Regions from separate parts of the Homo sapiens genome. Here region 2 is linked to region 1. Evidence: chromatin contacts called from ENCODE Hi-C or POLR2A ChIA-PET data. All regions are on one chromosome and are shown on one strand. Each heading gives the region's core, a stretch centred on a gene start or an enhancer-like site at or near the end of the contact. The rest is flanking DNA. Distances are from core to core; before and after follow the strand shown.

Region 1 (3,162 bases), core at 211-2,710:
TCAAGAAAGGGCCAAGGGCACGGTGGGCCTCCGGGAGCAAAGCTGGGTTCTCCGCAGTTAGCATTCACTCCCACGCCACCTTCATTAGGTGTGCTCCAGCCACACCTCCCGCCTTCCAACACTGTGTGCCGTGGCAGCCTCTCTGCCTTTTGACATACTGGCTGTCCCCTGAAACTCTGCCTGGAATGACCCTGGCAAACTTCTCCTCTAGCTCAACCTTCAAGAATCAGCTCACCTGCTGCTTAGCATCTCCTCCCCACGACTCCTAAGACGCCCTCCTTAACACCCACCCCTTCCCAGAATCCCATGCCCACCCAGATGGGTTCCCTGCCAGCGACGACACAGCTTCCTCCAGATAAAAACGACCTACTTGTCTTATGCCCCAGGTCCCTAGGCCCTGACAGCAGGGACCGTCTCATCTCTATTTCCAGTGTCAATTCCTGGAGCCTATCAGGCATTCAAAAACAAAATGTTAGTTCCTTGAATGAAAAAATTAAGGAGGAGACAACCTAAAAGCGTCCCCATGTGCCCTAACTCGCTCCCTCCCCGGTTCGGCCGCCCTCGGCCACCTCAGGTCTCCTGCTCTATAGACTGTCCTGTGGGGCCACCTGAGTCTCAGCAGAACATTAAAACTTAAACCCGGCCCTGCACCTGCAGGCGCGGGGACCACAGCTTAGGAGGTGGTCGTCGGGCGCGCTGTTACCGTCTTAAGTTATCACCAGACCTGGGAACACTTCCACCCACGCCCCGCAGGTCCAGGGACCTCAAGTTGGAGAAACCTAGCCCTGAGATCAGGTCGGAGAGGGAGCCTCAGGGTGGGCGGCACGGGGACCCGGGGTCTCGCGGGGCTAAGGACACTGGGAACCACGGCTCCCCACAGGAAGATGCCCCGGGCCTGGGGGCTTCTGAGGAGGTTGCTGGAAGCAAGTCCCAAGGGAACCTCGAGAGTTTCCGGAACCAACAGTTCTCAGGGCCCACTAGCGGCCGGGGTCCTCAGGGGGTCTCGGAGTCCAGAGAAAATCTTGGAGTTTCGGGGTTCGCGGGCCTGGAGGGGCAGGGCGGATCCTGAGGGGGTCTCGGGGGCAGGGGCTCCAGGGGAAGAGCTGAGAGGGAGTCCTGGGGTGGCCCCGGGGCCGGGGCGGATCCTGAGGATCTCGGGGTCCCCAGGGGCTCCGGATGCAGGGACCGCGGGCCCGCCCCGCCCCCTCACCTGCGGCGCCTCCGAGACGCTGGTCCCAGCTCGCGCTGCCACCTCTTCGCCTCCGCAGCCGGCTACGCCTCCGGGGTCTCTCGGCGGCCGCGCACCCCTGACGCTGGGCGGGGCAAGGGGATGGTTCTCGGGGAGGGGACTGCGCAGGCACGCGGGCTAGAAGCGAGAGCGAGAGCCGGAGTCGGAGCCAGAGCGGACGCCACGCCGCCTCCAGGCGCCCCTCCGCGTTAGCCGGCAGCGGCGCCGCCGCAAACCCTTCCCCCGCGCGCCCGCCCCAGCCGCGTGAACGTTCCGTCCCGAAACCAACGGCCCCGCGGTCCCCGGAGGCCCCGCCCCGGGGAAGGGCGAAGCCAGGACGCGCGCCCCGCCCCGCCCCGCCGCCAGATCCTCTGGCACCGCCCACCTCGGTGACCACGGTCCCGCCCACCGGGGAGGCCACGCCCCCGGGGTCTCCAGCGCAGGCGCGGTCGGATGTGCGGGGGAGGGCTTGCGCTGGGGAGCGCTTGGGCCTAGAGTCCGCGTCCTAGCCCTACCTGGCCCGGCGAGCCGCGCGTCCCGTTTCCTCATTTGCAGAAAGGGGGCGGGAGCACTTTGCAGGGACGTGGCGAGCATCAAGTGCGATCGGAAGCGCTCCTTTGCAACTGCATCCTGCACCACACTTAGGCACAGCTTCTGTCCCCAACCCAGACCTGAGGCTGGTCTCCGTCCCCCAGCAGACTCCTGCCCGCTTAAATTGGCCAGTCACCAGCCCTACCTTCTTTCTTTTTCAGAGTACTTGTCACTCTCCGAAATTAGGTACGCTTGTGACTGGCTCCCACTTCCCCTGAGAGCCGGTACCTTGTCCGTCTTGTCCACTGGGGGTTCCCAGAAGCCAGCACGGCGCTGGGCACACCATGGCCGCCCACATGTTTGTGCGTGCGTGAGTGTCTTCCCCGCGCTCTTCCCTCATCAAGAAATACTCTTCCCCGAGGCTGAGAATTTCTCCTAAAAATACAAGAAATACTCTTCCCCAGCTTAGGTTCGATCCGGCGAGGCCCCCTGACTCCTCGCGCATCCCTGTCGCAGGTGCCGCGTCCGTAAAGGGTGTGATCCTAGCACCTACCTTGTGGGTATTGCGAGGACTGAGATTGTGCGTGGGTGGGCTGGGCACGGGCCCCCTAGCGATCTTATTACTCCTCCTTTGTCTGCCACTGAAGTCTTTTACCTAAACAAGACCCAATCCACTTCCTCTTCCCAGCCTGCCCTGCCCAACCTGGAGTCATTTATTACTTCCTGTCTCCTTGGCACCTTTTTTTCCTGCCTGATTTTAAAGTTGGCTGTTAATATCTCCCCCTACCCTAGCCCACCAGAAAGCTCTCATTTTGTGACAGAAGGTAGTGTTGTGTTAGCGGCCTGTGAAATTTTAGGGGGGGCCAGAGCCCAGAAAACAGTGGGAGCAGTGACTCTGGGATGAAGAGGGCAGCCCCTGGGTGCTCTGTATGTGGGGTCAGGCACTCCCTGAGCACTTTGCATGCGTTCCTTCATGGTGTTCTTGGAACAACCCTATGAGGAAGGCGTCTTCATTGTTATTCCAGTTTAACAAGGGGAAGCTCAGGCCCAAGAGGTTGTGTAGTTCCATGCCTCAGCCCACACATGTAACCACCACTGCATACAGCTCCCCAACCCCTGGAGGTGCGACTTAAATGCAAAAAAAGGCCGGTGGCTCACGCCTGTAATCTCAGCACTTTGGGAGGCTGAGGCAGGTGGATCACCTGAAGTCAGCAGTTCCAGACCAGCCTGGGCAACCTGGCAAAACCTCATCTCTACTGAAAATACAAAAATTAGCCGGGCGTGGTGGCGGACACCTGTAATCCCAGCTACTCGGGAGGCTGAGGCAGGAGAATCACTTGAACCCGGGTGGCAGAGGCAGCAGTGAGCTGAGATCATGCCACTTCACTCCAGCCCGGGCAACA
Region 2 (3,162 bases), core at 437-2,936, 100 kb after region 1:
GGGCTCTAACGAGGACTTGGTGCATTTGAGACACTCTCAGCTGTACTTTGAATTTTGATTCCAGAGAGGTCACGACTCTGGTCAAGAGGGCAGACAGGGAGGTGGGAGGACGGGTTGTGTGCACCCTGGATAGGCCGGGGTAGGGGGAGGAGAAAGGAACGGCAGATGAGGGGTCCATCTTGGGTGGAGCAGAAGTTAAAGGTGAGAGCCCTCCACTGAGAAAGCGCAGCCCTGGATCTAGGCCTGAGGAATTTGGAGCAGAGGGGATGGGGTCACATCCAGGATCTGCTGAAAATTTGGGGGTGTCGAGGTCAGTGAGGGAAGCCTGAGTCCCACGGGAGCAGGTGGCAGTCCAGCTGTTTACATGCTAGAATGTTCTATTGAACACCCACTGTGAGCCATGTGCAGATGCCCCCCCACACTCAGTGCTGGGAGCACAGAAATGACTCATATCTGGCCTCAGTCTGTTTGGATAGACAGACGGTATGGCCAGTGCTATGGAGCCATCAGTGCTGTGATGGTGGGAAGAGGAGCAGGGCGGCGGTGGTGGGGGGAGTGCAGAAGGTGACATCTGGCGGGCGGGTTGTAGGACAGAGAGAGCGGGCAGCAGTGGGCTGAGGACACGCCCCGTGGAGGGACCAGTGAGTGCAGAGTGGGAGGGTGTGTGACGAGTGCCACATGGGACCTGCCAGACTAGGCCGATGGAGATTGCGGGGCCTGGTGGGTGGGTCCTGGGGCTGCCCCAACTTGGCATTTTTCCCAGCTTGTCGGGCTGCAGTGCTGAGGGTGGCCTGCAGGGGGCAGGCTGGAGGCGCTGATGGGGAGACGGGGAGACCCCCCCTGGCAAAAGCCCTGAGCGCTCGGTGGAGGTGGGGGACCCGCGGAGTCGCCTGCGCACTGCAAGTCCTCTGCGGGAGCCTGGCTACTTCCCGCCCCCTCCCCATGCCCATCCCGCTGGTACCCGGTTGCCATAGCAACCAGCCGGGCCTCCTGCACCTAGCAGGGGAGCGTGGATGGGCAGGAGCTGCAGTGTCAGGGGGACAGGATGCCAGGAACCCCGAGTGCTCCAGGGCCCAAGGGACATCCCCAGTCCAGCCTTTCCCAGGGAGGGATGTCCTGGATTCCCTGCCCTCTGTTTCCTCCAGCCCTGGACAAAACGCTCTGTGTTCCTGGGCAGCCCATTGTGTGCCTTTGGCAGGAGGGGGACCTGGCTCTGTGTGCTGCTGGCTCTGCGCTGGTGGCCGGAGCCCTGTGTCTCACGGTCACGTGACACCTCAGGATCCTAAGGTGCCGATCACCTTCACACCCACTCAGAAAACCAAAGCTCAGAGACGGGGAGGAAGCTTCCTGGGGTCACACAGTTTGCCAGCGGCGAAGCCCTGTCCCCAGTCTCACTTTTTCCTTTTTAGTAGATTGTTTTCAATATAACGTCTATACAGAAAAACACAGACGTGTACACAGTTTGATTCTTCTTAGACTGAACACCTGGTTTCACCAGCCCCCAGATACAGAGTGTGATGAGAACACCGAGGCCCCTTCACCCCACCCCAGGGCTCAACCTCCCCCTGGGCAGCTGCTGCTCTGTCTCCTCAAACTTCCCGGGCGGGTTCTGCCTGTTCTCACAGCTCCTGCATGTGGAGTCGGTGGGTTCTGCCTGTTCTTACAGCTCGTGCGTGTGGAGTCGGTGGTTCTGCCTGTTCTCACAGCTCCTGCGTGTGGAGTTGGGTTCTGCCTGTTCTCACAGCTCGTGTGTGTGGAGTTGGCGGGTTCTACCTGTTCTTACAGCTCGTGCATGTGGAGTCGGTGGTTCTGCCTGTTCTCACAGCTCATGTGTGTGGAGTCGGTGGTTCTGCCTGTTCTCACAGCTCATACATTGGAATCGGGCAGTATATGTTGTTTCAGGCTTCTTTCTCCGCATGTCATGTTTGTGAGTCATGCCTGTTGACACAGGTGGTTGTAATCTGGTCTCACTGCTGTGTAATGCCTGCAGAGTGTACCATGGCGGCCTGGCCACCCTCCTGTCAGTGGGTACCGGGCAGCTCCCAGTGTCCTCTTGGGCCTGGCTTTGGTGCGCACACGGACACCTTTCTGATGGGGAACCTGCTCTTTCGCCTGCCTGTGCTGTGGTGCTGCCCCGAACAGCCGTGTGATCGTGCCCCCGAGCCTTTCATTCACTGAGTCCACAGCGCTTTGCTGAGCAAAAGCAAATGAACAGGTCAATGAAGCGAGACCAGGAGGAACAGCAGAGTCTTGTGAACCCCAGGACTCTCAGCTCAGGGGCTCGGGGTGACTGCAGAACCATACAGGCGGTGGAAGTGGGGCCCCCCGACCCGGGGACGTCTGTTTCTCGCTCCTAGGCAAGGTTGGCCTCTTGCACCTCTTTCCATAGATCCCAGCTCTGCCTTTGGGGGGTGCAGGCCTGTGCACCTGCAAGAGGGCCCAGCAGTGCCCAGCCCCTCGGAGCCCGAGTCAGTGAGAGCACCCAGGACCGGGACCAGAGGCCCCCAGTCAGCACAGCTGCTTCAAAATTGAAAGCCAGGCTGGGCGCGGTGGCTCACGCCTGTAATCCCTGCACTTTGGGAGGCCGAGGTGGGTAGATCACTTGAGGTCAGGAGTTTGAGATCAGCTTGGCCAACATGGTGAAACCCCGTCTCTATTAAAAAAAAAAAAAAAAAATTACGTGTGGTGGCAGACGCCTATAATCCCAGGTACTTGGGAGGCTGGGGCAGGAGAATCACGTGAACCCAGGAGGTAGAGGTTGCAGTGAGCCAAGATTGTGCCACTGTACTCCAGCCCGGGTGACAAAGCAAGACTTCATCTCAAAAAAATAAAAAAATAAGAAATAAATTGAGGCCGGGTGCAGTGGCTCATGCCTGTAATCCCTGCACTTTGGGAGGCCGAGGTGGGTAGATCACTTGAGGTCAGGAGTTCGAGATCAGCCTGGCCAACATGGTGAAACCCCCTCTCTATTAAAAATACAGAAAAAAATTAGCCAGGTGTGGTGGCAGACACCTGTAATCCCAGCTACTTGGGAGGCTGGGGCAGGAGAATCACATGAACCCAGGAGGTAGAGGTTGCAGTGAGCCAAGATTGTGCCACTGTACTCCAGCCCGGGTGACAGAGCGAGACTCCGTCTCAAAACAATAAATAAGAAATAAATTG

The links. A loop is a pair of places that touch in the nucleus more often than their neighbours do. ChIA-PET counts read pairs that join two places held with the same protein, here RNA polymerase II (POLR2A). Pooled maps may share reads with other maps.
Region 2: a loop to region 1 is called in a pooled map, with 9 times the contacts of the local background. The contact joins the enhancer-like site here to the promoter of FAM118A in region 1. A Hi-C loop is called at or near these places in 7 of 50 pooled maps. POLR2A ChIA-PET finds 5 or more read pairs at or near these places in 4 of 52 experiments (activated B cell, activated T-cell and naive thymus-derived CD4-positive, alpha-beta T cell).

What each region holds. Positions count from the first base shown.
Region 1 is chr22:45,308,232-45,311,393 of GRCh38, reverse strand. It overlaps FAM118A (family with sequence similarity 118 member A), which reads right to left and starts at 1,460. Exons shown (of 9, transcript NM_017911.4): 1 at 1,211-1,460. RefSeq lists an enhancer at 1-398 and a silencer at 1,115-1,794.
Region 2 is chr22:45,207,000-45,210,161 of GRCh38, reverse strand. All of the region lies in intron 2 of KIAA0930, which reads left to right. Among named protein-coding and RNA genes, the nearest start is that of MIR1249, 7.6 kb to the right of the region's middle. Within about 2 kb of position 1,686, at least 3 of the 41 ENCODE cell types and tissues checked have a DNase peak (open chromatin) inside an H3K27ac peak, as active enhancers do.